Regions from separate parts of the Homo sapiens genome. Here region 2 is linked to region 1. Evidence: read pairs that join two places in POLR2A ChIA-PET (ENCODE). Cell type or tissue: PC-3. All regions are shown on one strand. Each heading gives the region's core, and the rest is flanking DNA. Links, peaks and the distances in the headings are about the cores only. Region 1 overlaps C2CD3 (C2 domain containing 3 centriole elongation regulator). Region 2 overlaps P4HA3-AS1 (P4HA3 antisense RNA 1).

What was found. ChIA-PET counts read pairs that join two places held together with the same protein. Peaks named below come from ENCODE experiments on the same cell type or tissue, not always from the same donor. Only the 100,000 strongest peaks of a DNase experiment are listed, where the experiment ranks them.
Region 2: POLR2A ChIA-PET joins it to region 1 with 6 read pairs; 2 of 35 experiments call an interaction of 5 or more read pairs at or near these places.

The regions. Positions count from the first base shown.
Region 1 is chr11:74,136,581-74,140,978 of GRCh38, forward strand. C2CD3 (C2 domain containing 3 centriole elongation regulator) reads right to left here. Exons shown (of 33, transcript NM_001286577.2): 4 at 3,025-3,248; 5 at 2,140-2,387. Among named protein-coding and RNA genes, the nearest start is that of C2CD3, 32 kb to the right of the region's middle. RefSeq lists an enhancer at 2,044-2,338 and a silencer at 2,044-2,338. In PC-3, for the core only: no CTCF peak of the experiment used is centred there; a DNase peak (open chromatin) is centred at 2,181; H3K4me3 peaks cover 1,600 bases; H3K27ac peaks cover 2,298 bases.
Region 2 is chr11:74,322,365-74,326,762 of GRCh38, forward strand. It overlaps P4HA3-AS1 (P4HA3 antisense RNA 1), which reads left to right. Exons shown (of 7, transcript NR_120556.1): 5 at 343-1,639; 6 at 1,731-1,846; 7 at 1,977-2,341. Among named protein-coding and RNA genes, the nearest start is that of P4HA3, 13 kb to the left of the region's middle. In PC-3, for the core only: no CTCF peak of the experiment used is centred there; no DNase peak of the experiment used is centred there; H3K27ac peaks cover 380 bases.

The sequences.
Region 1 (4,398 bases), core at 70-4,069:
GATAATGCCTACCTCACGTGACTTTTGTAAGATTATGTATATAAAGCACTTGGCATAGTAGCTAGCACATAATCAGTGCTCAATAAGTGGCAGCTGTTTTCTCCAGGCTATCTCTTGCTGCTCCTTTTACCAGTCTGGTTACTTTCCTTAGAAGGAACACATCTCCTCTCCAGAACACATGGACACAGGGAGGGGAACATCACAGACCGGGACCTGTCGGGGGTAGGGGGCTAGGGGAGAGATAGCATTAGGAGAAATACCTAATGTAGGTTACAGGTTGATGGGTGCAGCAAACATCATGGCACGTGTATACCTATGTAACAAAACTGCACATTCTGCACATGTGCCCCAGAACTTAAAAGTAAATAAAAAAAAATAAAAGTTAAAAAAAAAAAGAAGGAACACATCTCCTTTCCCTTAGATCTTTAATGTTACCTTCTTTCTCTTTGCTTTTTTTTTTTTTTAGAGATGAGATCTTGCTATGTTGTCCAGGCTGGACTCGAACTCCTAGGCTCAAGTGATCCTCTTACCTCAGCCTCCTGAGTAGCTTAATGTTATCTTCTTAATGAGGTCTTCCTTTGCCAACCTATGTAAAACTAACATCCCCTTCTCTCACCTTCCTGGCTTCATATATCACCATTGCCATGATCACCAAGTAACACACAGTTATTTATTTAGTCTATCATTTGTCTTCCAATCAATATAAAATCCATACAGCAGGAGTTTATATATATATATTTAACTACTGTAGCCCTGATACCTAGAAGAGCGCCAGACATTTGGTAGTGCTGAATAGATAACTGCTTATTGAGTCAACAAATATCTTTCCTAAAGTCTGGTGCTCAAGTCTACACAAGTGAGCTGACAAGTGCTGAGTACATTGGGTCAATTTTCCTTCTTGTTAATGTAGTCTTTGCATTAAAGACTGAAATTAATAGTTTATAATCTTGGAGTGTATATATATATATATACTTTTTTTTGGAATTTTATATATATATATATTTTTTCTTTTTTTTCTTTTTGAGACAGAGTCTTGCTCCGTTGCCCAGGCTGGAGTGCAGTGGTACCATCTTGGATCACTGCAACCTCTGCCTCCTGAGTTCAAGCGATTCTCCTGCCTCAGCCTCCTGAGTAGTTGGGACTACAGGCACCTACCACAACACCCAGCTAATTTTTTGTATTTTTAGTAGAGACAGGGTTTCACCATGTTGGCCAGGCTAGTTTCGAACTCCTGACCTCAAGTGATCTGCCCGCCTCAGCCTCCCAAAGTGTTGGGATTACAGGCGTGAGCCACCGTGCCCGGCCCGTGTATTTTTTAAAGTAGGGAATCTAAGACAATTCAGTTGAAAAACTATAAACAAAATGTTTTTGTTCTTTTACAAAATGTCCTTAAGAATGTAAATTATGTACCCAAATAGTTATTTAAAAGACTTTTCTGATGCTACAGATATTTTAATTTTGGAAATTTTACTTGTAGGGATGTAGACAAATTCCTGTTATGATCTTGAGGTCAAAGAGATACATGGTTGACCATTACAGTGTAATGTAAGTCAACTGCTTTTATTATACCACTCCTTAACATGAGGTAATCTAATTCTGTTCCTGTTTGCTTTTTTATTTCTGTCTAAGCCCTTATAAGGGTAAACTGTCTCCTTTCTTCTTCTATTTGGCCACAGTCATTATTTAATTCCCAGGATTAAGATCAGCAGCTGTGTACTGAACGTTCTCACTAAGACTAAGAGTTTTCAGAATGTGAAATGGATTTTGTACTAGTCTCCATACAGTGGGATAAATAAATGCTGATCACGAGACAAAAACCTTACCTGCCTTGAATTATTTGGGACAAAGTAAGGACTAATCCTTTTCTATGATAAAGGTTTTCCCCTCATATCCAATTCCTTTTAAACGATTCCTTCCCCAAACTTACAATTATAAGCACTGAGTAATTATTCAGAAATACCTTGGTGGTTTAATACGGCTGTCTTTAAATGGTGTGAGATGCTGGACTCTAGCAAGACTGCCTGTTTTTATTTGACTTAGTTCAAACAAGAGTCTTGGTTCTCTTTGTAGGCTGGCTAACAAGCAGAGCAATCCCATAAACGTAGTTTAGTCTGACTCAGTTCACAAATACATACATACCTGAAAGAAGATCCTTGGTAGGGAGGTTGTTTGAAGAAAGAATGCATGAGTCACTGTGACTCTTGGCAACTGTTCTAATTTGAGGCTGGAATTCAGAACTGTTCAGAAGGGACATCTGCTTCCGTGGAGCTCTGCCTTTCAGAGTTACAGACTCTAAACTCTGTCCTGAATTAAGACTGTGCTGTAGTCCAAAGGAAGAATCCTTTATTGTATCAGGGTTCTCTGCAAAGCATACATGGTCTTTTCCCCTGTTTTTTTAAAAAGGGAGAACATCAGCAATATATAATCTATTATGGTAACATTCTATTTTGTCAGAGACAGAAAGTAGACCAGTGGTTTTGGCAAGGTAGTTTGGACCTCAAAAAGCGTGACTTATTTGCAATACAACTTTGTAAATCTCTTTTTCATCTCCCAAATTATAGAAATAATAGATGCTTTACCTACAGTGAGGGAGTCATAGCTTAAATGAGACAATAAAACGAAGAGCTCAGCAGAGCCTGACACAAAGCAAATGCTTCATAAATAATTACTTAAAACAAAAACCTGATTCTTATTCCATTCTGTTTCACAGAATAGCTCCCTGTCCCTCTTTTCCCTCATGAACATCTGTCCTGCATCTGGATATCATTTAGTCATTTATCTGTATGTTGGCTTCTCCGCTAGATTGTGAGTAGTCCTGGAAAACAGAAATCATGTCTTACTTATTTCTAGGCCCAGCACCTAGTATCAAACCAGGACCAGAGTGGGTGCTTCACAGTTATCTGCTAAATGAGGACTGTGCCTCTCTCTGCTGTTAATCTTTTACTCAACCATAAATGAAAGACAGAAATCACAACTACAGTGCAGTTAACTGACAGATTGACTGGTATTAGGTATGGTAATTACCTCGGAGTGGTTGATCTACTGCTGTTGGCTGCTAACTCTTTTCCATCAATTTTGATGGTATGTATGTCGCGAGGCCTTGATGGAACCTGAAACTGGGTACTGCTGGGTTCAGTATTCTCTCTGAATCCCTGCTTAGATAAAAGCACATTTTCTGTCATGTCAGTGGTAGGAAGTGGATGGTAGCTGTCGTAAGTTTCTGACAGAGGTTCCAGGGCAAGTGAGACCTAAGAGAGACAGGTAGTATATGAGAAATTTTCTTTAGCATTGATTAACTAATTTTAAGACTCCCCTGCTTAATATTAATTAATGTCCCCCATTCCCTACAGGATTGTAAGGAATGTCCCCCATTCCCTAGAGGATTGTAAGGAATGTCCCCCATTCCCTAGAGGATTGTAAGGAATGTCCCCCATTCCCTACAGGATTGTAAGGAATGTCCCCCATTCCCTAGAGGATTGTAAGGAATGTCCCCCATTCCCTACAGGATTGTAAGGAATGTCCCCCATTCCCTACAGGATTGTAAGGAATGTCCCCCATTCCCTACAGGATTGTAAGGAATGTCCCCCATTCCTTACAAGATTAATGTCCCCCATTAATTGTCTAAATTCCTGCCTACCTTGGAAGCCTCATCTCTTACTAAGCTTCCTTCCTTCATCCCTCTGTTCCAATAGACCAATTACTTATGGTTCTCTAAATGTACCTTATATTTCATTGCTTTATGCCTTTGTATATACAATTTCCCCCAGTATTCCTTCTTTACGTCTAAGTAGAGATGCCATGTCCACTGCCTTCTTCATGTTTCTACTTAATCTGTATCTATCCATTAGCATAATCACCATTTACTGAACCTTTTACTACAGGCCAGTAACTGTGCTAAGTTCCTCATATAGAGAAGATAATGTGATTATACAAGGCCATCAGGAAAGTATATTACCCTAATTCGAAGATTCTTTTTTTTTAAAGCAAAGACTTGGAGAAGGTACTTGCGACCTTTCATTCATCATCCTGATTAGATTATGCATTCCTTGAAGCACGGGCTATCTTCTTCATTTTTCTATCGACTACTTAGCATAGTGTGTGTATAAATAGTATGCAAGTCTAATATGCCTAATAATGCTAATGGTCTGATGAATAAAAGAAGGACATAACATTTTCTGCATTCTTATTATTAGTTGCTTGGGAAAAATAAGGTCCTAGTTCTATGCTGGAGATGAAGAGGGGTGAGGAGGGAGGACAACTAAGATGAAAAGGTAATTACTTTAAGTTTCCTTATCATCTCCTTCCTGTGAGTTCAAGTTCTTTGTGAAAAGACTCTCTAGTCCTCTGAAAATCCCAATGGAGAAACGCCTAATGGAGGAATGAAAAATAAAATGGAGT
Region 2 (4,398 bases), core at 150-4,149, 190 kb after region 1:
CATTTCTTTCCCTGCGTGGTAAGTACAAAAGCATCCTATTCTTTATACCTTACATTTATACTGCACAAATTATGTAGTATGTATGAAATAGTTCATTTAAAAACATATAGAACTCACAGGGGAAAAAACTATATATTTTTGATATGTACATATGTCACATAAAGATAAAATTTGGAAGGGAAGGATGGCCTCCCACTTTGTGATGAGGGTGGCCTCTGAGGAGGTATGGCAAATTGTAAAAACAGCCATGATCCTTATTCCTCTCCATATCCACACCCTTTGCTATATGACTTTGTATCTCCTGCTTGAATCTGGGAAGTCCTTATTATTTTCTTTCACCAGTAAATTGCAACAGAAGGAACAGTGCATCAGTTCTGAGCCTAGGTGTCCAGAGGCCTTGCATGCTTTGGCTCTCTCTTTTGGGGCTCTGCCCAGGCACCCAGGGAACACCCTGGGCTAGCCTGCTGGAGTGTGAGAGATCATGTGCAGCAGTGCTCAGCCAACCCAGCCGAGGCCATCAGAAATTAGCCAGCACCCAGTCAACTTGGCAGCTGACCACCAACAGAGAAGTGGACTCACTCAAGACCAGAAGAAATATCCAGCTGACCTCAGTCAAAACTGCTAACCCACACAATAGTGAGATATATAAATAGCTGCCGTTTTAAGCCACTAAGTGTTGGGGTAATTTGTTTTGCAGCAAAAGTAGACTGATACAGAAATTGGTGTCCGAAAGTGAGATGTTAGGCCATTAACAATACCCTAAAATTTGTGACATTAGCTTTGAGATTGGGAGTGGTTGGAAACTGGGAAAATGGCAAGAGCAAACATATTGAAGTCTGGGGAAATGATGGGAAATTATTACTAGAGGCTGGAAAAACAGTAATCTGTGTTTCATAGTGGCACTTTGTAAAGACCTCTGCAAGAATTAAAGTGATGTCTAGTCGACCTCTAGACAAAAAAAAACCTTCTTGGAAACTTAAGAGTGAGATCCCACAGAAGCCCAATTCAAAAATACCAGTAATAAAATCTAGAGAGATGTCACAAAACAGTTGTGTCATTTGGAGTATGGAATAGACTGAAATTATTCAAACTACCAATTATTCAGCTACCAACATGGGCCACATCTTCAGAAGTAGCCAAGGAAGGTGACAGACAAGGAATATGTTCCAAAGGGTATAGTCAAGAGCCGCAGAGATCAGTGGAGCAGGAACCCCCTCCCAGGGAGTAAACTCTAGACCTGAGCAAGAAATACACCCTCTCCTGGGATAGTGAGACTTGTAAACCTTTGCCCAGCTGGAGTTCAGAATTGCTATGTGTCTCTCATTCTTCCCTTTTTAATTTTGTTTTGTTTTGTTTTTGTTTTTTGAGACAGAGTCTTGCTCTGTTGCCCAGGCTGGAGTGCAGTGGTGTGATCTCGGCTCACTGCAACCTCCCCCTCCCGGGCTCAAGTGATTCTCCTGCCTCAGCTGCCCAAGTAGCTGGGACTACAGGTGTGCTGCCCAATGCCTGGCTAATTTTTGTAATTTTAGTAGGTTGGTCTTGAACTCCTGTCCTCAAGTGATCTGCCTGCTTCAGCCTCCTAAAGTGCTGGGATTGTAGGCGTGAGCCACCGTGACCGGCGTTCTTCCCTTTTTTAAATGTAAGTGTCTATTGAGGATATCCTGCCTCCGTCTCAATGTACAGTAGGTATGCGGGAGGCAAATAACTTGTCTTTAATTCATCGGTGTCAGGATTAAGAAGAACAACATCCATAATGTCACATACAAACCTGATGTGAACCACAAGATCCTGGTCTTCAAGCCTGATGACATAATTGCAAGAGGTGTTTGGGGGTCTTGGAATGGTGGTAAGCATATTTTTCCTGTGGGAGCAATGTGAATAATTATGGTCAAAGAGTAAACTGTGGTAGATTACAAAATTTGCCACACTCTTTCCATCCTCCCTGAATTCATACTCTTTGAATTGTGACTTTGCAGCATCCCCCATCAAGAGGTGGAGGGAGACTATTTCTCCTCCCCTTAAACCTGAACTGACATCATGACATTTTTGGCCAATGGAATGCAGCAGAGAGATGGTACAAATTCTCTGTCTAAGCCTCAACATGCATCGCACATCTCAGCTCTTTTTTTTGAAGTCCTGTCCCACTACTCATATGAAATGACCTGAGCTAGCCTGCTGGAGGACAAGAGATCACATGGAATAGAGATGAGCCATCCCAGCGGAAGTTATTCTACATTATCCAGGAACCAGCCAATTTAGCAGCTGGCCTCAGACCCATGAATAAACTCAGCCAAGACCAGGTGAACAACTCACCTGGGCTTAGCACAAATGTTGACTTGCAGAATTATGAGCTATATAAATACTTGCTATTTTAAACCACTAAGTCTTTGGGGATAGTTTGTTATTTGGCAAAAGCTAACCAATTAAAATAAATTGAACCAATATAAGAGTCAAAGCACAAAATTGGATAGAGAAGTACTTAAAAGGAAAGGGAAATATGTGAGATAAATGAGAAAGAGTGCTGATCTTTGTTGTTCTAGGTGGTGGGTACCTGGGTGTTTGTTGTATCCTTCCCTCTAATTTTCTTTATTTAAAGTTTTTACCATTAATAAAACTAGATTAAATTATAACTTTAAAGTAAAAAGAATACAAGTTGGAGTTCCAAAAGGCTAAGATTCCATCTCCTGTCTGCACCCTAATTAGGTGATCATACTCATTTCCACAGCTTTTTTTTGTTTTTTTTGAGACGGAGTCTTGCTCTGTCACCCAGGCTGGAGTGCAGTGGCGTGATCTCGGCTCACTGCAAGCTCCACCTCCCAGGTTCACGTCATTCTCCTGCCTCAGCCTCCCGAGTAGCTGGGACTACAGGTGCCTGCCACCATGCCCGGCTAATTTTTTGTATTTTTTAGTAGAGACGGGGTTTCACCGTGTTAGCCAGGATGGTCTCGATCTCCTGATCTCGTGATCCGCCCGCCTCGGCCTCCCAAAATGGTGGGATTACAGGTGTGAGTCACCGTGTCCAGCCATTTCCACAGCTTTAAAGACTTTGGTATGTTGATAACTTCCAAATTTATATCTCTAGCTCAGACCTTTCTTCTGAGCTCCAGACTCATATTTCCAGTTGCCTACTTGATATTTACATTTGGATGTCTCTCAGGTGTCTCAACCATGACTTGTTTAAAATTGATCACTTAATCTTTCCCTCTGTTGTGGCCAGTCCCCAAGATAGCCCCCAGTGATCCCTGCCTCCGGGTACTCACACACTATGTCCCTTTCACACTGTAGGAGGATTGCAGGATTGCTATATGTTACCATAGACTTGTACAGAAATGACAGTGTGTGACTTCCAAGGCTAGGTCATAAAACACACTGTGGCCTGTGCCTTACTCTTTCTTTGGATCACTCACTCTGGAGGACGCCAGCTGCCTTGTCACGGAGACACTCAAGCAACCCTACAGAGAGGCCCATGTGGTAAGGAACTGAGGCCTCTTGCCAACAGCCATGTGAGTGGGCCATCTGCCCACTCTGGCTTTCCTTATTTAGCTCAGATTAGCCGAAGCCTGGATGGAAGCCATTCAGCAAGTCACAAGCAGCCTTCCCAGGCTTCCCAGGCTTCACTCAGATAGCCCCTCTGTCTGGAGTTGAATTTACATATATGCCATGTGCCCCTCCCCACGCCTTTGCTTATCACAGCCTACTTGCCTTTAAAAACCCAGTTCAAATTCCACTTTTTTTTCCCCTTTTTTATTTTGCCGAAGACTCATGATATTGCTTGGCTTGGTGCTAGGTGCTTGGTGCTGGGGGTACTGCACTGACTCAGCTGATTCCAGCTCTCAGGGGGCCCACAATTCACTGAGAGAGTCCAATCATTTCAGTCTGGTATGGGAAGTGCTGCAACAGAGGGGCAAATGGAGAAGGAGAGGTGGGGCCCTGCCAGCTTGGTTAGGGCCACAGTCAGGAAAGGCTTTTTGGAAGGGGTGGTGCTTGAGTGAGAGTAAAAGGAAGACCAATCTCTGGCAAAGTGAAGAGAAGTCCAGCAGTGTTGTCGGCTGAGGCCCCTCTGCCCCATCTGTTGTGCTGCCTGTCATCTCAGGTAGAAATCACACCTTTCTCTACTCCGGACTGATGCCAGCATTCCATGAGTATTAATTTCTGGACTTGGGTTTTTGAAAACAAAACCCAAGGAAGGGGAGGGGAACCCCAAACTGGTTATATAAGGAACAGCAGCTGAATTATGCATATTTAGACTGGGAGGTAGGGGGACTGAGTGAAAAGGAAATGGACTGTTTTTATAACACAGAGCTTCCAAGTGCAAAATGTAGGAGCTGCAGAAGGCAGAGGTCAGCTGAACACAAGAAAGAGCTCTCTACTGGCCTTTATTTAAAAGAGAATGAACTT